Regions from separate parts of the Homo sapiens genome. Here region 2 is linked to region 1. A link is a loop called in an ENCODE intact Hi-C map of the cell type or tissue named here. Cell type or tissue: PC-3. All regions are shown on one strand. Links, peaks and the distances in the headings refer to the core of each region. The heading gives the core; the rest is flanking DNA.

Evidence for each region. A loop is a pair of places that touch in the nucleus more often than their neighbours do. Peaks named below come from ENCODE experiments on the same cell type or tissue, not always from the same donor. Only the 100,000 strongest peaks of a DNase experiment are listed, where the experiment ranks them.
Region 2: a loop joins it to region 1, with 2.9 times the contacts of the local background. A loop is called at or near these places in 2 of 110 quality-filtered maps.

Annotation. Positions count from the first base shown.
Region 1 is chr9:115,018,368-115,030,048 of GRCh38, forward strand. TNC (tenascin C) reads right to left here. Exons shown (of 28, transcript NM_002160.4): 25 at 10,993-11,089; 26 at 8,167-8,328; 27 at 5,606-5,769; 28 at 1,208-2,900. The coding sequence ends at 2,790. Among named protein-coding and RNA genes, the nearest start is that of TNFSF8, 94 kb to the left of the region's middle. In PC-3, for the core only: no CTCF peak of the experiment used is centred there; a DNase peak (open chromatin) is centred at 4,864.
Region 2 is chr9:115,178,326-115,190,006 of GRCh38, forward strand. All of the region lies in intron 1 of DELEC1 (deleted in esophageal cancer 1), which reads left to right. Among named protein-coding and RNA genes, the nearest start is that of DELEC1, 42 kb to the left of the region's middle. RefSeq lists an enhancer at 3,894-4,439. In PC-3, for the core only: no CTCF peak of the experiment used is centred there; no DNase peak of the experiment used is centred there.

The sequences.
Region 1 (11,681 bases), core at 3,877-6,376:
GGAGTCATTGATGCAATGAAAATAGGGTGGCCTTGAAGTACACAGAGCAGGGAGAAGGGGAGCAGATGAGAGAAGGAACAAAGGGAAGGTCGAACACCCTGGAAATTACTTCCCAATAGAGATATTTTGACTGTTTCATGGGGGCAGGGGTAGGGCCCAGGTCTTGAGGGTGAAGTGGAATTTTAAGAGAACTTTCAAGATGGAAGAGGTTTCCTGAAACAAGCCACAGAGCCAGAGGCTGAAGGACACGTTTGAGAAATGATTAGCTCACACTAGAGACTGTGGTCTTTGAATGCCATGGCCTCAGACCCGGTTGCCTGCCCTGTCCCCATTTGGGTTATTACTGACTCCTGTTTGATGTGGCTTCTTCACCAATCCAAATTTGATTCTTGTGTGGCTTGTGGGGAATACCTTCAAGCTTAATTAAGTACATCTACAGTTCTGGAGAGGAGATAGGACTTGGGTTTAGAGACTCACAAGTCAGCAGCCAGTGGAGAGGTAAGCCTCCAACTCGAGGCCTGGTTGCTACAGGGAGCCCGTTTGTTTGGATTTATATAGCCAGGAGAGCGTTGCTATGGCTGAATTGCATGCAACCGTTCTTATGATCTGGAACAGCACATTGTGTATCTAACATGACAGCATTTATTAAAGCAAGATAAACTCAGCAACAAAGGATATGGCTGGAACCATAAATTCCTCTGATCCTTGCTCCAGAGCCATCACATTCCATTTGAATGAGGCCTATCAGCCCAAACTTGACTTATTTTATTAAATAAGTCAATTTTCTGAAAATCCCTAAGAGAATGAACTGGGAATTACTCTCCCCCCATATACCCTTGTTTAAAAAGAGAAATGTTATGCGTTGAGCAGTTCTGACTCACTATATTTGCTGAGGACTAACAGACCTGCCATCCAGGCAATGGGTTCCCCATCACTAGATGTGTTCAGTCTGAGGCTGGAGGAATATGGGCTTGCTCCCTTTTTGGGGACTGCAGTGTAGAGGAGAAGGCGATATTCCTAATAGACATTCTTCCTAGTTTTCAGAGTTCAGGATTGTAGAAGCCTGAGGAAGCATCCAGTTGAACTGCCCCCATATCCCATTCTGCAACCTTCACTCTCTTGCCACAGCACACATTTCCCCAAAGAAGGAGAGATTTTCATTAAGGGACCGGGAAAGAGCAGGAACATTGGAGCCAGAAGACCTGGGTTTAAATCCAAATTCTATTATTTATTGAGTAGTAGCCACAATCAAGTCATTGGGTTTCTATGAACCCCAGTCCATCTCATATAAAGTGATAATGATGATAGCTAACATGTACTAGCACTTAATATACACCGGGTACCATTCTAAGGGCCTCAAATGGATAACATAATTTATTCTTCACAAAAATGTTCTGAAATGAGAAGTATGAGTGTCCCTACTTTACAGAAGAGGAAACTGAGGCATAGAGAGGTTAGGGAACTTGGGAATGGTGGAGCCAAGAATTGAACTCAGGCAGTCTGCCTCTGGGGATCTTAGCCCATGTGTGGTAACAATACTTACCTCAACTATATCATAGAGTTTCTAGGAGTTGCATTAGAAAATGAGTATAAAAGCATCTTTTAAACCATAATCTATTAGTCTTGGAAATACTGAGCAAGATGCTGAATCTCAAGTTGTAAGCTTTTTTTTTCTTTTCTTTTTTTATTTAGAGACAGGGTCTCCCTCTGTTGCCCAGGCTGGAGTGCAGTAGTGTGATCATAGCTCACTGTAACCTCTAACTCCTGGGCTCCAGTGATTTTCCTACCTCAGCCTCCTGAGTAGCTGGGACGACAGGTGCGCACTACCACGCTTGCCTAATTAAATTTTTTTTTTTTTTTTTTTCTGTAGAGACAAGTTCTCACTATGTTGCTCAGGCTGGTCTCAAACTCCTGGGGTTAAGCTATCCTCCCACCTTGGCCTCCCAAAGTGTTGGGATTACAGGCCTGGCCTGTAAGCTTTTCCCAAGTGTGTTCAACTTTATTTAAAAAAAGTGCTTCCCTCTCTCCCAGTCTTTAGTCTCCTTTCCACCCCTCCCACTTGACCACTATCCCTACTTACCTTTCCTATCCCAACATTCCCCGCTTTGTTCAAATGATTGGCTTTGGTGAAATTCAGACTCAACAATTCAAAGCAAAATAACAAACTCAAAAGTACTTGTGCTTTTATTTAAAAAAAAAATACAATCAGGTACTGTCCAGAAATGTTTTGGAAAGAAAGATCTCTTGAAAAATCCTTAGTTTTCATCATCATCATCATCATTATTATATTAATAATATTAATCATATCCTTAAAATGGAAACAGTATTGCTTTTCTGGTTTCTGTTGTATGAAATGTAAAAAAAGGGATGGCTTCCAATGACACATTTAATCTTTGCTAACAAAAATAATGACAATTAATTATACAGCTTCATGTAAAATACGGCTGGTTCTAAAACAAACTACCCCTGTACATCCTACCCCTCTCCCATTCCCAGAGCCACCTAAGAGAAGTAAAAAACTATTGCGATGTTGTCACTGGGAGATTTTTGCTGAATCAAACAACAAAACAGAAACATGTTGGAGACTGATGTCTTTGGTGCAAAGAAAGAAATCACAGAGGAGGTGAGGCCCATGCTGTTGCCGTTGGCCCCAGGGATCCATGGTCAGCTTTGACTCTCACCAAATGCCCAGGTGTGGACCGATGGTTGGGCTGGTTGTATTGATGCTTTGGTAAAATCCTTTCCTCGCTCTGGGCCTTATTCCTCTCTCACCCAGTGGTCCCTGGAATTTATGCCCGTTTGCGCCTGCCTTCAAGATTTCTGAAGTTGCTTGGTCTCAGCTTCATCTCAGCAAACTGGATTGAGTGTTCGTGGCCCTTCCAGTGGAACCAGTTAACGCCCTGTTAAAAAAAAAAAAGAGAGAGAGAGAGAGAGAGAGAAGGCCTCCAGGTTGGTTACTGTTAGGCGAGGTGTTCACTGATCATTGCTATTTAGTCATTCAAACTAAATGAGTTCTGTTTCAATTTGACCATTTGGTATATCACAGCTGCCTCTTGCCTATCTCTCTGTTGGTCTGGGTTGTGGAAACTTTCAAAGGAACTGGCTGAATCTGACCCAGTTTTTCACCTGAGTCAAGAGTCGCCTGAGTTTGCATGGAGCTTTGGTCTTTCCTCTTGAGGCAAAATGGTGGCTGATGAAATCTGCCGTCCTTAGGAATAGGTTCTGAAGGAGTTCAGGTCATTATTAGAAGTTCTAGAATTGAATAGCTACATACATGGTGTGTGTGTGTGTGTCTGTAATTCACGAGATTCCTATGGAGTATTTTGATAGGGGTTTGGTATGGAATAGCAGAACGAACAGCTCAACAAAACACAGTTTTACAATTTGACATATAGGGTTAAATATCAGTGTTCTTACTTGAGAGATAAATAGTCTTAAGTTCTCAATATCTTCTGAGCCTCGGTTTTACTATTTTTTTTTCTTTCTTAAGATCTGATAATGTTAGCCTTGAAAGATGAGATGAAGATTAAATGAGTTTGTAAAGGAGCTATCACAGAGCTGGGCACGTCGTAGGTGCTTGGTAAATATTACTTCCCTAGTCTCAAGTAGGGGGAAATATCCTTGAAATTTTGGCCAAAGCTTTCTACAAGAAAAAACTGTATCTGTGTCTTGGCTTCCAGGTTTCAACTTTGACTCTTCAGCGAAGTCTGCAGATGGTAGAGTCAATCCATGAAACCCCACATGGCCCCTTGCCCCACTGTGGGGAAGTTAATGGCTAGTGAGATGGGAAAAAAATAGAGACACTTTATTTGCTTCTAATTGTTTGGCATTCACTGACATGGGCAGTTTCTGAGTCTTACAGGGATGTGAGGTTTAAGAATGGCTCATTCATTTCATGGGCAAATCCGCTTGTAATTACTCAGTTACAGTGAGTATGGTAGTCCAACAGCTTGGTGCACATGCTGCCTGCCTTTGCCCTGGTTCTTTCCTCTGATAGTTCAGGGTTGGAAGCCACGCCTTCTTGTACTGTGGTGGGCACTAAAGCCAGAGAGGGAGAGTGACTTTGCAGAGGCCACACAGCAGGAGGAGCAGAGCTGGAGCTGGGGCTCCCCTCCTGTGGCTCCTTTCCATGTCATCTCTTTCTTCTTCCATAATTGAATGGAAGGATGAAAGAGAGGCTTGCTTTCTAACATGTAGCTTGTTGGTTTTTTTTTTCTTTTCCCAGAAGAACTTTGTATTATACGAGTATTTTTGAGACAAGGCAATAAAGATGATAAAATAATGCTCAGAATGGAAATATTGATGAAATAACACAATAAGATGGAAACAACACAGGACTGCTGTCAAGAAATGTCCTGTGACTCTTGCCTCCTCTGTAAAACAGGCATGAAAAACCACATCCTAATTCCTGCACAGGGTAAAAATGATAAACCCTTGAGATACAGAAGGTAACAGTGCTTTGAAAAGTGCCAGAAATTATGTAAGGTAAGGTCTACACTTAAGGTCGCAGGTGTCATTTGCTAGCAGTTAATTAGGGCATAAACATGTGTATCAAAGTGACTAATATTGAAAAGCAACAGGTCCCAACACCTGCTGCATGTCAGGAATCGCTTGTGGAGTCTATCAACTGCCTCCCCCCTGACCCCACAACAACAAAAATGCAAATATGCAAAAAAAAAAAAAAAATGAGATGCTGTGTCTTGCCTGAGATCATTGAATCAGAATCCCTGGGGTTATCATAAAGTGGAATTTGGCCCTTTGCATTTTTATAAAGTCCTTGGGATTCCAGTGAGCAGACCTCATAAGCATCCTTGTGGTCCAGGGATCAGCGTGGTGTGGCCCCAAGGGAAGATCCAGCCCTCCTCCCAGGGATGGTGACTAACTTCTGTGGAGGGACCTGGGCAGGGGTTTGGTTATGATTAAGTGGCTAGTCCCACACAGCTTTACACTTTTCAGGAATGTGCCAGTGTAGGCAAGGCTCAGAGTAAGGGAGATTACTGAATTTGATCCGTTCGCCTATTTCTAAAAGGGATCGAAAAAAATCTGTTTCTGTGATTGTAGAAGTGCTAGAGGTGTGTGTGGTGCAGGGAAAATGCCAGGGGCTGGAAGTGGGGAGAGCTGGCTCTGCTGCCAACTTCACTCTGTGACCTCAGGAAAGTCAGCTTTTTCTGGGCCTTGGTTTCTTCACAAAAGGAGGAGATTTAAAGTCTGTGGACTTCATTTTAAGGTGTTCTTGGGATTCCAAAGATGCCCCAGGCCAGGGGTTCTGTGTCATCAACCCTGCTTCACCTAAATGGCCTCCACTTTTATCTGCTTTACTTTTGGGGTTCAGACAGAGATTTTGTCTGAGTAAAGCGTTCTGTTTTTGGAATCCATTTGACCAGTGTTTGTCCTTGGGACTGTCAAGGGTTAACCTGTGCTGTTTCTATTTTACCTGGCCTGCAGTGTCCTTGAGATTGCTCACTGCCTTGGGAAAAACATGTTGTCATACAAGTAAGGTTCCTGCCTCCTAGTCTCTGCTAGGATAGGGAGTTAAATTGTACTTCCATTAGCCCCCTCCAGCTTCCCAAGCTTGGCCTGCTCTGGGCCCTCACGGTCCACTCACCTGACTGTGGTTATTGTCCCCATATCTCCCCATCAGGTTGACACGGTGACAGTTCCTGTACCAGAAAGCCCCTTTGTAGGACAGAGCACAGTTGGTGATGGCTGAATCTGTGTCCTTGTCAAAGGTGGAGAAGGATCTGCCATTGTGGTAGGCCATGGAGTCACCTGGGAGAGACAGAAAATATGGACCTGAGAAATCTCAGCTGAAATTTCCCTCCTGGACAGTAAAGGGCAGAACCAGAGGTGACAATTGAAAGGTTCTGGGTGTGGGACTGGCCTTGAACATTGATCCCAGAGTCAGCATTGAATGCGGAACTGAATGGGACATGAGTGTCACCCCAGTACTTATTTCCGACAGAAGCAGCATAATGTGGTGGGAAGAGGGCTGTGGCTGGCTTTGGAGAGTCTAGCTTCGAATCCCATCTTTTCACTTTTTAGCTGTGACCTTGCACAAGTCAAGCATCTTGTTGAACCTCAGTTTTCTCATCTATACAATGGAACCAGCACTTTGATTCTATATACTGAGTAGTGCCATTGTGACAATAAAGGTGTATGCTAAACAGGTGGCATGGCATACAAATACTTACTATGATTGTTATTTTTATGACTTTTCTGCATTCCCTTTCTATAAAGACCTCAGAGAGTAAGGTGAGAAGTATGCATTTAATAATGGCATGCTTTTCTCCCACATACAAATATTTATTAGTCATAATTAAGCCCTTCAGACATTAGATGTCCCTAAATAGTCTCTGTATCACATAGTTACTTTTTAAAGTATTCATCAGACCATGTTCCGTGATTCTTAGACAAGAAGCCCATTAACATGTACTACTATTTGGAAATCTAATTTGTAATTTAATATATTGAATTTTTGAAGCATTTCAGTACCATTGCTTTGTGGGTCTCCTCACTCCCAATCCAGACAAGTGCTGTGCACAAACATTTCAAGACTCTGAGGCATTCTACCGTCATAATTTGGAGCAAGTTGTCAAAGGAACCCAGATACCTTTTTAACTGATGATGCTACCCAGAGCATGAGGACGGCACGTAGATATTAATGAAACAGGATGCTCTCCTGCAGAAGGCCTGGGTGCAGCCAAATCACACAAGAAAATGCAGCCTTACAAACGTTATCTCAGTAAAGGGAAATATTATGGCTCATTCCTCAATGGAAGCACAAAGAGAGAGGAACAGAGGCCACATTCCTGCTGCTTAATGAATTTGCTTGCCCTGTAACATTCTTCTTCTTGCCTGAAGCCATCTCAACCAAAGAGGTATTCATTTCCAGGTAATAAAATGCCAACATTCTTTGAGGGATTCAAGAACTAAAGCAATGTTTGCCCCTGGGTGTCTCTCTTTATTATCACTAAACTGCCATCTCAAAAGAGCTTTGTGCCTCCTTAGGCTCAGCCTGGCTTTGGCAACCTTTTATCTGGAGACTTTTCACCTTATGGATGTTTTCTTTCAGGGCTCAGGGAGGCTGGAAACGTGCCAAGCTTCTATCTCTTCTGCTCTCACAAACATAACAGAAAGCCACCCAAAGTGGGCATGGGTTGCATGGGGGTGGTCCACACTCTCAGTCCTGACCCTTCTTTGTCACTGAGAACATTGTCGGATGCAGTTTTCTGCAGCCAGGATTGCATCCACCTTCTACAAGCTGTTTTACCTTGGACAAATCACTGAGCTCTTCTGAACTTCTTTCCTCCTCTGTATAAAAACAACGTCTTCATAAAATGGTTTTATGAGGAATAAATAAGATGAATGCAGGTGGAATATCTACAAAAGAGGATGGTACCTAGTAGGGCCTTAATACATGTTGTTTCCTTATTTATTTCTCCTCTTATGTGGAGCCAGGAAACCACACAAAACCACTTCAAGTCCAAGAAATCTTCAAGACTGGAATGAAGGTTATGAGCCAGACAAGGAATGCAGGGGCCACTTGAGAGGTGAGACCTTCTATTTATGAGGATGCAGGCTGAGACTAGATGACCACATGGCAGGGATGTCTTGGAAGAGATTCAAGCAGCTAGGTGATGGAGTGGATGGTTTGCTACTCAAGCTGTGGTCCACAGACCAGCAACACCAGCTATATTGGCATCACCAGGGAACTTGGAGAAGATGCAGAATCTCAGCCCCATCCCAGACAACCTGTGTCAGCATCTGGAGATTCACAAGATCGCCAGTGGGTCCATACACCCAGAGTAAATTGAGAAGTGCTGGATTGGATGAATATTAAGGCCTTTGGGGAATTTTTTTTTTAATCAGTCTACAACTGATATCTAAAACTGGGTAAGAAAGACACACTTTTTTTGAAAGATGGTCATTAGAAATCAATCCTGATTGCCCTGATTCCCAACATACTCAATGTTTCAGGACCCAAATATCTACCCAACACTTTTGAATTGTAGTTTTTCTGGATTGGCACTCAGTAGGTACTTAAATATTTGTTGATTTAATAAATTGCTGGATTAATGAGGAAGGAATGAAAGTTAGAGAAATAAACTGTAAATGTCAAGAAGGTCTCCATGGCTTTGTAGGCTCTACGTGCAGCCACTACTGTACCTGCTGTCCCACTGTACCCCTCCACCTTCAGCTTGTAGCGAGTCTTGGCATCTCCCACGCTGAACTTGTCATAGACAGCAAAGGCTGTCTCCCCATGGTCCCGCAGGTCCACCCGGAGCTCGTACTGCCCCTGGGCTGTGATTTTGTTCAGGTTGTCCAGCCCTGTGGATGACAGGCAAGGGTTGCTAAGAAGCACAGGTGACTGAGGCCCTCATTTCTATTTCACTCTGTAAAAGCGGCAACTGGGTACACTTAAGACAGGGCCAACTGGGCCCAGTGGCTCATGCCTGTAATCTCAGCACTTTGGGAGGCAGAGATGGGGTGGGAGGGGGTGGGGGTGGGGGTGGTGGGAATCACTTGAGGTCAGGAGTTCGTTATCAGCCTGGCCAACATGGCGAAACCCTGTCTCTACTAAAAATACAAAAATTAGCTGGGTGTGGTGGTGGGTGCCTGTAGTCCCAGCTACTTGGGAGGCTGAGGCAGGAGAATCGCTTGAACCCGAGAGGCAGAAGTTGCAGAGAGCTGAGATTGTGCCACTGCATTCCAGCCTGGGTGACAGAGCAAGACTCCATCTCAGAAAGCAAAAAAAAAAAAAAAAGGGCCATATCACACAGGCCTGTGCTTGAAGCTCAGTCTTGTGCTTGCTGGAGTAATACTAGGCTCAGGTAAAATCGGGTTGACATTTTTGCCCCACTTCCAACCTCCCAGTGCATTAGTGAAGATCCAAGGAGATAAGGTGGTGAAAGTACTTTTTAAACTCTAAAGTGCCTTACAGGCCAGGCACGGTGGCTCACGCCCATAATCCCCACACTTTGGGAGGCCAAGGTGGGCGGATCATCTGAGGTCAGGAGTTCGAGACCAGCCTGGCCAACATGGTGAAACCCTGTCTCTACTGAATATACAAAAATTAGGAGGGCATGGTGGAGGGTGCCTGTAATCTCAGCTACCTGGGGGGCTGAGGCAGGCGAATTGCTTGAACCCAGGAGGCAGAGGTTGCAGTGAGCTGAGATCACACCACTGCATTCCAGCCTCGGCGACAGAGTGAAACTCTGTCTAAACAAACAAACAAACAAACAAATAAAATTTTGTAAAGTGCCTTACAAATGAAGGGCAATGAATAATATAGATAAATGTTTATTATAATATGATAAACATTTTCTGGGGTAGGCAGTGGTGCATAGAACAATGTTCTCTGCAGTTAGGTGGTTGGAAAGTGTGGATTGCATGGATGAATGGATGGGTGATAGGATTGTAGTGTTGACTTAGGAGATTCCAAATTTCAGCTCAACTGTTCATTGGTTAGACTCCTATGGGCAAACCACTCAGTCTTTTTGAGGCTGTGATTTTATCCATGCGAGGTGGTGAGGAGAGCAAAAATCACCTGGTGACCATCAAGTAGGACTCGGAGACAAAAACCCCTTAACTGAGGGATTTAAAGGTAATTAGGCTTCCGTATATCTCAAGCAAGCATCTGGTTCCAGGTTTATTTCCCAAAAATTTATAGGTAACTGGAACTTCTATACATCTCTGGAATACATGCATATCAAAACTCATTTTGCAACCCTTGCTGACATTAAGGCACCAAAATGTCTACAAATGTAATCATGTATCATGTTCTACATGGCTAATAGGGTCCAAATTATCCTTAAGCTCCTGCCTTAAGGTCCATAAATACCCCTAAGGAAAAATCCACTGCAGGGGCTGTAAGTCCTTTTGCAGCATTCTTTCTTTCTAATAAACGTTCCTTTTTCAAACCTATACTGTTGTTAGTAAATTCGTCTTACCAACCCACTAGTCAACCACTTCTGACACCTGACACCTTGCCCACCCGGTGGCAATTGAGTACTTTGTAGGGGTGCTATGGGGGTTAAATATTATGGCTCTAAGAAACCCATCTTAGCACCTGGAGCACAACCTGGGGCACAGGAGGGAAGATATCAATGATATCAGTGAGGAGGATTCTATGACTGGTCCAGAGAATGACTTAAGGCTAGGTTAACACATAAGGGCTGAGTTTTGGTTCTTCCTTAATCAGATTTTACTTTTTGTGAAAGGAAAATAAAATCTTGGGACCCCAATTTAACTCTGCCAATAGGAAAAAAAATAAACTGAAAGCCGAGTCATGGGAGAAACTGCCTCTCCTTTTGTCCCTAAGCAGATGCTACAGATAAAAGGCCAGATATCTCCACAGATAGTTATTCTATCTTCACTTTATCTTATGTAAAGTGCCGATTTACTGAGTGTGAGATGAATACAAAATTGACCATTCTCTTTTTTGTCATTCTGCTTTTTTCTTTTTTTTATCTTGCAACATGTGGATTCAGTAATGTGACCATATCCCTCCAGCCCACTTTTCCCCTTTAAATACTAAAGCTCTCAACATTATCTCTGAAAAAAAAAAAAAAAAAAAAAAAAAAAAAAAAAAAAAAGAAAGTCATGGACCACAGGTTGTTCCTGTGGCTTTCCCCCTTTAAACACTAAAACTCTTAATATTATCTCTGGAAAAAAAAAAAAAAAAAAAAGGCATGGACCACAGGCTGTTCCTGTGGCTTTGTGTTCTTTTTTTCTGGGCGTGTCCTTAACGTTGGCTAAGTAAACCTCTAAATTGATTGAGATCTGTCTCAGATACTTTTTGGTTTACATTTTGATGATTCAGAGCATTTAAATGATAGTCTTTTTCATTAAGAATTTGACATTCTGTGTCTGCCACCAGAAGTAGTTCTTCTTCCTCATCTCTTTCTCTCCCATAGGTCCCTGTGGGTTAGGAAAAGTGACAAGGAGGGCAGAATCAGGCATTTTAGATATAAACATGCAGGGCTGCATTACCAAGCCAGAATTCTTCTCTGCGGTCCCCAAATCCAGCAGCATATGCCTTCCAGTTTTGGTAGAAGTTCTCGCGTCCGTTTTTGCGTCTCAGGAACACCTATAAACATATCGATGAATCTGGGTGTACTTAAGCTATTGCAGGAAAGAGGGCATCGTTGTGAGAGGAAGGAGTGTGGCACTGTGGAGAGAGCATCAGGCTCCATTCTGTCCATCCCTAATTTGCTATGTAACTTTGGGTGGTCACCTGCCCCTCCTTAAGTCTTGGTGTTCTCACCTGAAAAACAGGGATTAAAAATACCACCCAGTTTTGGGTGATAATGATGTGTCAATGTAGGTTCATTGATTGTAACAAATGCACCATTCTGGTGCAGGATATTGATAATGGGGAGGTTGTGTGGGTGGGTGTGGGGTGTATATGAAAACTTCTGTTCACTTAATTGTGCCATGAACCTAAAACTGTTCTAAAAAAATAGAGTTTATTAATTCAAAAATACACTACCCAGCTCCTATGGTAATGGGGTCGGAATAATTCATCTTAAACTCTTAGCACAGTGCCTGGTAGATAATAAATGCTTAGTCAGTGCTAATTAATGTAAGCAATGGGTTCAATGATCAACTGTCATTTATACATCACAGAGTTGTTTGATGAGGATTGGATGAGATAAACTACAAGAAACTTATCTCCCCGT
Region 2 (11,681 bases), core at 5,140-7,639, 160 kb after region 1:
ATGTCGGGAGCAGATTGGGTAATAAAATGTATATTGAGAATAAGACGGCCTTTTGACCTTTTAGGGTCTAGGGCTGTAAAGCGTCTCAGGGTTGCTGCCGAATAAGCCATGAACTGGGCTGGGTTTTTCATATTTGATGAAACAGCCTAAATGCTCACTGATTTGGGAGAGGTCTGATAAAGAAAAAGGAGCATTAACTTTGACTATGCCTTTAGCTTTAGCCACCTTTTTAAGAGGAAATTGCTGGGCAGGTAGGGGAGGGCTACTCACGGAATTAAACTGTAAACTGGACCGGGTGTGAGGAGAGGAGGTGATAAAAAGATTACAGGGTGGAGGACTGGAGGCTGGGGAAGAATTGGGACCTAGCTTGGCCTGGCGAGGAGCAGCCTGGGGAGGAGGGGAGAGGTCAGATGGGTCTGTAGAAAAGGAAGATTAGAAAGACTCAGCGACGCTTGGGGTTGGGACAGAGGGGACAGGCGGGAGGGAAAGAAGGAAGATTTGGGATGAGTTGCACTGGGCACAGAGACTAGGAAGGGACTGATGTGTAAAAGAATGCCTGGACGTCAGGCACCTCAGACCGTTTGCCTATTTTACCACAAGAATTCTTTAGATCTTGCAGGATGGAAAAATTGAAAGTGCCGTTTTCTGGCTATTTGGAACTACTGTGAGTTTGTATTGGGGTCAAGCAGCATTGCAGAAGAAAATAAGACGCTTAGATTTTAGGTCAGGTGAGAGCTGAATAGGTTTTAAGTTCTTAAGAACACAGGCTAAGGGAGAAGGAGGAGGAATGGAGGGTGGAAGTTTGCCTATAGTGAAGGAGGCAAGCCTAGAAAAAAGAGAGAGTAGAGACACAGAGGGAAGGGGTTTGGGAGTTCTTACCTTCCAGAAAAGCAGAAAAGGGGTCAAGGCACAGAAATAAGGGGTTGGGGCACGGAGATAAGAGGTCGGGGTGTGGAAATAAGGGATGGGGGCACAGAGATAAGAGGTCGGGGTACTTGCCCCTCCTTTAGAAAAGCGGGACTTGCCGCTAAGGGTGAAAGAGAAGGGGTTGAGGGGTTCTTGCCTCTCCTTCAGAAAAGCAGAGAAGGGGTAGAGACACGGAGAGAAGGGGTTGGGGTACTTGCCCCTCCCCAAGAAAAGCAGGACTTGCTGCTAAGGGTGAAGGACCAAGGCAGGCATCCTTGCATGGTATGACACCTCTGAAACATGAGTGAATAATCAGAGGTGTCCCTGCAATGATTAAACACCAAGGGAAGGCTGCCTTCCCAGTCTGTGACAGGCGCTGGAGTTTTGGGTCCACGGATAAAATGTCTCCTTTGTCTCTACCAGAAAATGAAAGGAATTGAAATTAAGAGAAGGGAGAGGTTGAAGTGTGGCGCCAAGATTGAAAGGAGAACGAGGTTGAGGGATAGTGAGGGAGGTTGAAGAAGAGAGTAAAAATAGGCTGCTTACTGGATTTGAAATTGGTGAGATGTTTCTTGGGCTGGTCGGTCTGAGGACCTGAGGTCATAGGTGGACCTTTCTCATGGAGCAAAGAGCAGGAGGACAGGGGATTGATCTCCCAAGGGAGGTACCCTGATCCGAGTCATGGCACCAAATTTCACTTGCATCCATGGAAGAGACCACCAAACAGGCTTTGTGTGAGCAATAAAGCTGTTTATTTCACCTGGGTGCAGCTGGGCTGAGTCCGAAAAGAGGGTCAGCCAAGGGAGATAAGGGTGGGGACGTTTTATAGGATTTGGGTAAATAAAGGAAAATTACAGTCAAAGCGGGGTTGTTCTCTGGTGGCCAGAGTGGGGGTCACAAGATACTCAGTAGGGGAGCTTTCCAGCCAGGATGAGCCAGGAGAAGGAATTTCACAAGACAATGTCATCAGTTAAGGCAGGAACAGGCCATTTTCACTTCTTTTGTGGTGGAATGTCATCATTTAAGGCAGGAACCAACCATCTGGATGTGTACATGAAAGTCACAGTGGATATGATGGCTTAGCTTGGGCTCAGAGGCCTGACAAATTTTCCATGGATTTGTTTCAAGGTGCTTGACTGTATTGTATTGATCTGTTTGTCTCTTCTTTATATAAATAACATTGTGTTACATACAGTGTTAGAATAACGCTTGTATGTGGTCTTGTATGCTTTATTCCCTTCCTTCAAAGCTTTATTTCTTTATTCTTTCTTATGAAGAGTATAAATACTGGCTGGTCCATTTTAATGAAAACCTTATTATAATTAACTAAAATTGCAACAAATATGTAGATTATTTTGGTGGCAGAACAGGAACCTCTTTAATAATAAGTCTTCTGTTCCATAAATGTTTATTCAGGCTTTCTTCTATGTCTTTAAAGAGATTCTTAAAATTTTCTTCTAAAAGTTTATTTATTTTTTTGCTAGAATTATTCATAGGAGCCTGAAGTTTTTCTTGCTATTGTAAAAGTATCTTCAATTTCCATTACACTTTATAATTGGTATGGCTGAATTCTAGAATGAAAATAAATTTGCGTTGATCTAATAACTTGCTGAATTCTGTTATCTTTTGTAATATTTTATCCGTATTTTTTTAAGAGTTTCTAATCATATTGTTTGCAAGTGAATGTCATTGTATCTCTTTTTATCTATTTAAAAAATATTGTGTTTATTTTTCTTATTGCATTGGCCAGGGCTTATGTACAATTTTGAATGGTAGGAGTGATAGCGGGCATTTTTGGCTTTTTCCAGATTTTCAAGGGAATGTTTCTAATGTTCCATCATTATAGAGGCCACATAGCACACTGGTTAAAAATGCAAGATCAAGGAGGTTTGAATTTAGGCTCTGTCAGTTAAAAGTTGTGTGATTTGGGCCAGATAACTTAACCCCTCTGTGTTCGTGTTTTTCCATTAGTGAAATGAAAATAAACAAAAGCAACAACAACAATAATATTTATATCAGAAGAATGTTGTGAGGATTAAACATATATGTGTGTATATATACACATACATATATTAATATATGTATGTATGTATGCATATATATTTGTGTACTTAGAACAGTGCCTAGTACAAATTTAATGCTCAATAAGTATTTAATAATGATAAAAAGTGATATTTACTGAATACTTTTTATAAAGATTCCTTATATGTTTGAGGAAATTTCTTCATATTCCTACTTTTCCTAAAGTTGTCTTTATAGTTGAGAGTTAAATTGTATCAAATGCTTCTTCTTCACCTAATAAGATAAATGATATGCTTTTTTGTTAGTGTTCTAAAATGGTGGTTAATTTTAACAGATTTTCTGCCACTGAACTATATTTGCATTCTTGGGCTATCATTCATTGTTACTGTTGATGTTATTGGTACACTATATATTTGAAATTATTATTTTGCTTTCCATTTATAAGTGAGATTGGGCTTTTTTTTATTTTTGTACTGCCTTTTTACATTTTGAACAAGAAAAGGATTGTTTGTTCTTTGGTGATTAGTAAAATGTGACTGTATGAATTTATCTGGGTATTGTTTCTTTTTGGTATGAAAACTGCTTATCAATTAAAATTATCTGATATCTAATTTTGTGTAGGATTTTTGTTTGTATTGATGTCAATATTGATTGTTTCTATGGTTTCCATAAAGTATTTTATTTATGCTACATTTTCAAGTTTGCATATTTGGAAAAGCTATGAAATCTACAAATTGAAAAATCTACAAAAAATAGCATGAAAGTTGGTTTAATTTATAATGATTTAAAAAATTCTCTACTATAGCCCTAATTGTGGTCCCACTTTGTTACTATAGTTTAATTTGTGATCTCTTTTTTTTTTTGTTTTTGTTTAATAATCTCTTTTGCTTCTTTGTTTTCTTGTACATTAATATCAGTTGTTTACCTGTTTCTGTCAGAGGCATTTGAACCAGAACGACTCCATCTTGAGTAGGGGCTGGTAAAATAAGGCTGAGATCTGCTGAGCTGCATTCCCAGTAAATTAGGCATTCAAAGTCACAGGATGTGTTAGGAAGTCTGCACAAGATACTGGTCATAAAGACTTTGCTGGTAAAACAGTTTGCAGTAAAGAAGCCGGCCAAAATTACCAAAACCAAGATGGTGAGAGTGACCTCTGGTTGTTGTTATGGCTCATTGTAAGCTAATTGTAATGCACTAGCATGGTAGAAGGCACTCTCAGGAGCAGCATGACAGTTTTCAAATGCCATGGCAATGTCAGGAAGCTACCCTATAAGGTCTGAAAAGGGAAGGAGCCCTCAGCTCCTAGAATTCCCCAGCTCTTTCCAGGAAAACTCATGAATAATAACCCTTGTTAAGCATATAATCAAGAAATAACCATAAAAATGGGCAACCAGTGGCTGATGCCACTGCTCTGCCTGTGGAGTAACCATTCTTTTATTTCTTTACTTTCTCAATACATTTGCTTTCACTTTATGGACTTACCTTGAATTCTTTCTTGAGCAAGATCCAGGAACCCTCTTTCGGGGTCTGGATCGGGATCCCTTTCCAGTAACATTTCCCATTCTTTTAATTTTTATTGTTTTATTACCTTTACTTTCTTGAGTTGAATGCTGAACTTATTTTCAATCTTGCTTTTTTTTAAAAAAAAAACTAATAAATGTTTTTTAAGGAATACATTTTCTCCTGTTGACAAAAAGCATCAAACTCCGTAAAATATTTGAAGAGATTTATTCTGAACCAAATATGTGTGACCAATGGCCAGTGATATAGCCCTCAGGAGATCCTGAGAACATGTGCCCAAAATGATGGGCTACAGCTTGGTTTTATACATTTTAGGGTGACAGGAGACATCAATTAATACATGTGAGGTGTACGCTGGTTTGGTCCAGAAAGGTCCAGACAACCGGAAGTGGAGGCTTCCAAGTCCTAGGCAGATTCAAAGATATTCTGATTGGCAATTGACTGAAAGGGTTATTATCAATAGGAAGGAAAGTCTGTGTTGTGGTAATAAGGGGTTGTGGAGACCAAGGTTTTATCAGACAGATGAAGCCTCCAGGTAGCAGCCTTCAGAGAGAATAGATTGTAAATGTTGCTTGTCAGACTTAAAGAGTCTGCTCTATCAGTAATTCCAAAAGGGAGGAGGGTATAATGAGGCGTGTCTGGCTCCCCTTTCCCATTATGAATTGAAACTAGTTTTTCAGGCTAACTTTAGAATGTCCTTGGCCCAGAAGGGTCCATTTAGATGGTTGGGGAGGTGGGGTGGGCCTTAGAATTGTAAACCAAAAATAAAATTCTAAGGCCCCTCCCAACCAACTAAATGGACTTCCTTTTTAGTCAGGGTTCTTAAAATTTAACCTGAAAGACTGGTTTAGGCCATGAAAGGAAGTGGGGGTCAGACATGCCTCATTAATACCTCTCTGGCATTAACAACAACACAGACTTCAAGTCTGATAAGAAACATTTTACAGCCTGTTCTCTCTGAAGCCTGCTAGCTAAAAGCTTCATCTGCATGATAAAATTTTGGTCTCCACAACCTCTTATTGCAACCCAAACATTTCTTTCTATTAATCCCAGGTCTTAAGACAAACTCAACCAATTGTCAACTGTCAGCCAGAAAATGTTTAAATTTACCTATAGCTTGGAACCTACCCCCCTCCCCAACAGCCCCCTGCTTTGAGTTAACCAAACCAAATATTTCTTAAATGTGCTTGATTGATGTCTCATGACTCCCTAAAATGTATAAAACCAAGCTGCACCCCAACCACCTTGGGCACATGTTGTCAGGACTTCCTGAGGCTGTGTCACAGGTGTGCATTGCATCCTTAACCTTGGCAAAATAAACTTTCTAAATAAACTGGGACCTGTCTTACATGTTCTGGGTCTAGAGATTTTTATTTTTGGTTTACACTGGGTCTACAGAATTTTATTTTTAGTTTACACTTCTAATAAACTTTAGAAGTTTTTTTGGCAACTCAGAACTTTTGATATTTAGGAGTTTACTTTTACTTTTCCAAATATATATTTTAAAATCTATATCTTTTATTGTTGATTTTGCATTTAACTGTTTGTAGTTCAGAAGGACGTTGGCATAATTTCCTATTGTAACGAGTGGCAATAAAAGCAACATAAAGGAATTATGTTCTCTAAATATATCATGTGATGTATAATAAATAGTATATTAAAAACCCATAATTAAATCCAATTTCTCTGGTCTTCTCATGTCACATTAGTCACGTTTACAAAGGCAAAATCTTAAAGTATTAGCATTTGCTTGCCCTTTGGTGTTCTTAAACAGCAGAGCCCCCAAACAAAAGCCTATCCAGTGAAGACTCTTATTTTGCTAAACATCCAAGCACTTCATTTTCTGAGTGAGAGATGATTTATCCGCTCCACAACATCAGTCATTTGAACCTCAGTGCACAGTGTGTGAACCAGTGGCACTTTTAAAGAATAACTTTGAAGAATAACACACATGCAAAAAAGTGCACAGATATGTCTATAGCTCAAAGAATTTTCTGGAAGTAAGCACACTATGTGGCCTGCTTACAAATGAAGAAACAGAATATAAACAGCCCTCTCATGCTTCTTCCAGTGATAACTCCACCATCACCTGGGGTAACCTCTACCTTGAGTTATAGCAACACATATGCACTCTTCCTGTTATTGAACTAGATGCTCTTTTGTGTCTGTCTTCTTTGGCTCATCATTATGTTTATGGAATTCACCAATATTATTGCATTGTTATGTAGTATTGCCTTGTAAGAATATACCACAATTTATCCATTCTCCCTTTGGTGGACAGTGGACCAGGTTTCCAGTTTTGGGTTATTATGGATAATGCTACTACAAATATTGTTGTTATATTTTTGGATGAATATGTGTATGCGTTTTTGGGGGGTTGTATACATCTATAAGTGGAATTGCTGGGTCATGGGATATGCATATGTATGTTTAATTTTAGTAGATATGTGCAAAAAGTATTCCAAAGTGGTTAAATTGATACAATTTATTGAAAGTTCTGGTTGTTCTGTGTCTTTGTCAACACTTTGTATTTTCTGTCTTCAGTTTTATTCTGTACTTCAGTAGGTATGCAGTGATATTGCATTGGTATTTGATATTGGAAGTTACCTAATGACTGATGAGGTTGAGCATTCTTTCCTGTGCTATTGATCATTTGTGACTCAGTGTTTTGAAGAAATTTTTAGTCTTTTCTTCATTTTTCTATTGTGGGTGTCACTGACTCAGGCCAGTGTGTTGGATGGTAAAAGAATGTACCAAGACACTTGTGGGGAAAGAAAGGCAGATTTATTAAAGAAAATACAAAGATATATTGCAAGGTGCAATGGGCAGCACAGCAGAGAAGGGGCTGTCTGCAAAGATGTAGGCACTGCGGGGAAGTTTTATAGGGCCATAGTGGAAGGGGCTATGTGTGGAACGAGATAATTGGGAAGAGGATGTTGTGCCAAGGAGTTGTCTGTGATTAGCCATCTCTCAGAAAAATGATTCTCCCCCACCCTGGGAGCCCTTTTTCATTGTTGCTGACTTACCAGGACTCCATATTTTCTATGGGTTTATCATTTCTTCTTGATGTGTATAAATCTTTTACATATTTTTTTGATACATATCTTCTGTCAGATACAAGTATTGTAAATTTTTCATCCTAAATCTCGTTTTCAGTTTTTAATTTTTTTAGTAAACAGATGCTCTTAAACATAATATAGTCTAATTTATCATATTATTATTATTTTATAGCTGTTATTTTTAATGTCATCTTTAAGATGTTTTTGCCTACTGCAGGTTACTGAATATGTTGTCTTTTGTCCTACAAATTTTATCATTTTGCAGGTACAAAATATGTTTATCTTAATCTAACTGGAATTGATACTTGTGTATGGTGTCTTATGGGGTCAAGATCTATTTTTTTTCTCTGTATTTTATTTTACTTTTGCCATGTGGATATTTAGTTGTCACAGCACCATTTATTAATAAGGCATTCTTTCTTTTTCTGCACTATCATCTCACCTAATTTTACCACCAATCTGGTAACCACTATTCTACTTACTATTAGGTTGGTGCAAGTGTAATTACTTCTAATGGCAAAAACATACAGTAGGCAAAAATATCTTAAAGATAACATTAAAAGTAACAACTACAACAATTATAACATTAAAAGTAATGACAAAAACTGCAATTACATTTGCACCAACCTAATACCTCCATGAGATCAATTTTTTTTAGCTTCCATATGTGAGTGAGAACATGCCATATTTGTCTTTCTGTGCCTGGCTTACTTATTTTACTTAACATAATATCCTCCAGTTCCATCCATGTTGCTGCAAATGGCAGGATTTTATTCTTTTTATGGCTGAATAATATTCCATTGCGCATATATATATATATATATATATATATATATATCACATTTTCTTTATCCCTTCATTCTGTTTCTGTATGTATTTTTTATTTTTTAATTTTTGTGGGTAAATAGTAGGTATATATATTTATGGGGTGCTTGAAACATTTTGATATAGGCATGAAATGTGAAATAAGCACAGCATGGAGAATGAGGTATCTGTCTCCTCAAGGATTTATCCTTTGAATTACAAACAAACCAATTATACTCTTTAAGTTATTTAAAAATATATGGTTAAGTTATTATTGACTATAGTTATCCTATTGTGTTATTAAAAAATGTCTTATACATTCTTCTATTTTATTTTTGCACACATTAACCATCCCCACCTCCCCCACTGTACTTCTTAATGCTTCTTTTTATTTTTTTTTTAAATTTTGAGACAGAGTTTCCCTCTTGTCACTCAGGCTGGAGTGCAATGGTGCGATCTCAGCTCACTGCAGCTTCTGCTTCCTGGGTTCAAGTGATTCCCCTGCCTCCACCTCCTGAGTGGCTGGGATTACAAGTGCATACCACCACGCCCGGCTAATTTTTTTTTTTAAGTAAAGATGGGGTTTTGCCATGTTGGCCAGGCTGGTCTTGAACTCCAGACCTCGGGCAATCCACCTCCTTGGCCTCCCACACTGCTGGGATTATAGGTGTGAGCCACTGCGCCTGGCCAATGTTTCATTTTTAAAATTATCTTAATTACTATGGCTTTAGAATAGATTATGTAAATGCTCTTTTTCAAACAGAAAGTATCCGTATGTATTTCAGAATAAGCGGAAGCATTACATTTGAATCACATTTTCTTTATGCAAGTGAGAGAATTATTGGAATGCTTAGGCAGTGTTATAACCTGGGAACAAGAAACTAGTTTAAAGTAATCAAATTGTCAGTGACTAAGAAGTCAAAAGTCAGTGAAAAACATGCACATGCACTAACGTGTTAGAAGTGCCCATTTTGAAAATCAAACGTGTGACTGACTATTCGATCATCAATATAAGATAATACTCAGTTGACGTTTTAAATATTTTATCTTTGCTTATGGAATTTTTTTTACTGAATTTTTAAAAACTCAGCCTCATCGATAACTTTCAATAACTATGTTTGATTCATTACACTTATTGTGTTTTATTGATGTATTTGGAAATTCTACTTTGGGGGCTGTGTGTGTGTTCTCCATCTTACAGATTTTAGAGAGATTGTCAAATTTTTTCATATCCCATTGTTCCCTAAAATGATTTAAAAGACCTCAATTGTAGTTTCATTTGTTTTAGGACACAGTCTTAGATTTTAACATACATACTTATCTATTATATTTGTTAATAAAGTCTTAGGTTAGTGGATATTTCTATACTCTTTCTGAAAATGACATGCATCTTACAACCAGTTGGACTTTTAAGATAGTCTAGGCCAGGTGTCAGTTGTGATACAGCAGTCATATCTCAAATAATGCCCAGTTTTTGAGTGCTTCTTTTTTTTTTTTTTTTTTTTTTTGAGATGAAGTCTTGTTCTGTTGCCCAGGCTGGAGTGCAGTGGCATGATCTCGGCTCACTGCAACCTCTGCCTCCCGGGTTCAAGCCGTTCTTTTGCCTCAGCTTCCCAAGTAGCTGGGACTTCAGGCACCTGCCACCACGACTGGCTAATTTTTTTTTTTTTTTGTATTTTTAGTGGAGACGGGGGTTTCACCATGTTGGCCAGGCTGGTATCGAACACTTGACCTTGTGATCTGCCAGCCTCAACCTCCCAAAGTGCTGGGATTACAGGCGTGAGCCACTGCACCTGGCCTTGAGTGCTCCTTATCTCCATAATCATGTTTCTGCTGGTTAGAATTTTAGAAAAGTAGTCTTTTTGTCTTTTCGGTTGAGTGATTTATCTACCAATTTTTATCATTTTATGTGCTCATTATTGTATTCTACATCTCAGTCACTACTTTTTTATTCTTCAGAATTTCTGAACTCTGCTATGTGTCTAAAATATGTTTTATGTTTTGTGTCCTTCAAAGTGCATGTGTTGGAAACTTAATCCCCAATGCAATCATACTGGGAGGTGGGGCTGATGGCAGGTGTTTAGGTCGTGAAGGCACCACTCTCATGAATGGATTAATGCTGATTGCTAAAGAGCTTGAGGCTACAAGTTCGATCTCTTGTTCTGTCTTGCCCTTCCACCTTTATCGTGGAATAATACAGCAAGAAGGCTCTTGCTAGGTGCTGACTTTTCAATCTTGGACTTCCAAACTTCCAGAACCATGGGCCAATAAGTTTATATTCGTTATAAATTACTCAGGCTGTGGGTGTTCTGTTATAGCAGCACAAAATGGACAAAGACAATGTCTAAGTGTGGGTTTAGTTTTCTTTTTTCTGATCACTAATTAATGTTCATTTTCTTTTTCTTTTTTTTTTGTTTTGTTCATTCAGAGTCTTGCTCTGTTGCCCAGGCTAGAGTGCAGTGGAAAGCTATCTCAGTTCACTGCAACCTGCGCCTCCTGGATTCAAGCGATTCTTGTATCTCAGACTCCCAAGTATCTGGGATTACAGGTGTGTGCCACCACACCCAGCTAATTTTCCCTATTTTTAGTAGAGACAGAGTTTTGCCATGTTGCTCAGGCTGGTCTTGAACTCCTGAGCTCAGGTGCTCCACCTGCCTCGGCCTCCCAAAATACTAGGATTACAGGTGTGAGCCACTGTACCCAGCCCAATGTTCATTTTCAATCAGGTGACCGCCATTCTACTCACTACTTTAATGAGATCATTTTTTTTAGCTCTCACATGTGAGTGAGAACATGTGATATTTGTCTTTCTGTGCCTGGATTACTTATTTCACTTAACATAAAGTCCTCCAGTTCCATCCATGTTGCTGCAAATGGCAGGATTTTATTCTTTTTATGGCTAAATAATATTCCATTGTGCATATATACCACATTTTCTTTATCCATTCATCCACTGATGGACACTTAGGTTATTTTCATTTCTTGGCTATTATGGATAGTGCTTCAATGAACATGGGAGTACAGATGTCTCTTTGATATACTGATTTTCTTTCTTTTCATATATACCCAGCAGTGGAATTGTTGGATTATGTGGTAGTTCTATTTTTAAGTTTTTGAGGAACCTCTAAACTGTTTTTTTTTACCCTAATTTACATTTCCACCATCGGCGTTTGAGCATTCCTATTTCTCTACATCCTTGCCAGCATCTGTTATTTTCTGTCTTTTTGATAGTAGCCATTTTAACTGAGGTAAGATGATCTCATTGTGGTTTTGATTTGCATTTCCCTGATGATTAGTGATGTTGAGCATTTTTTCATATAGAGGTTGGCCATTTGTATGTTTTCTTTTGAGAAATAACTACAGATCTTT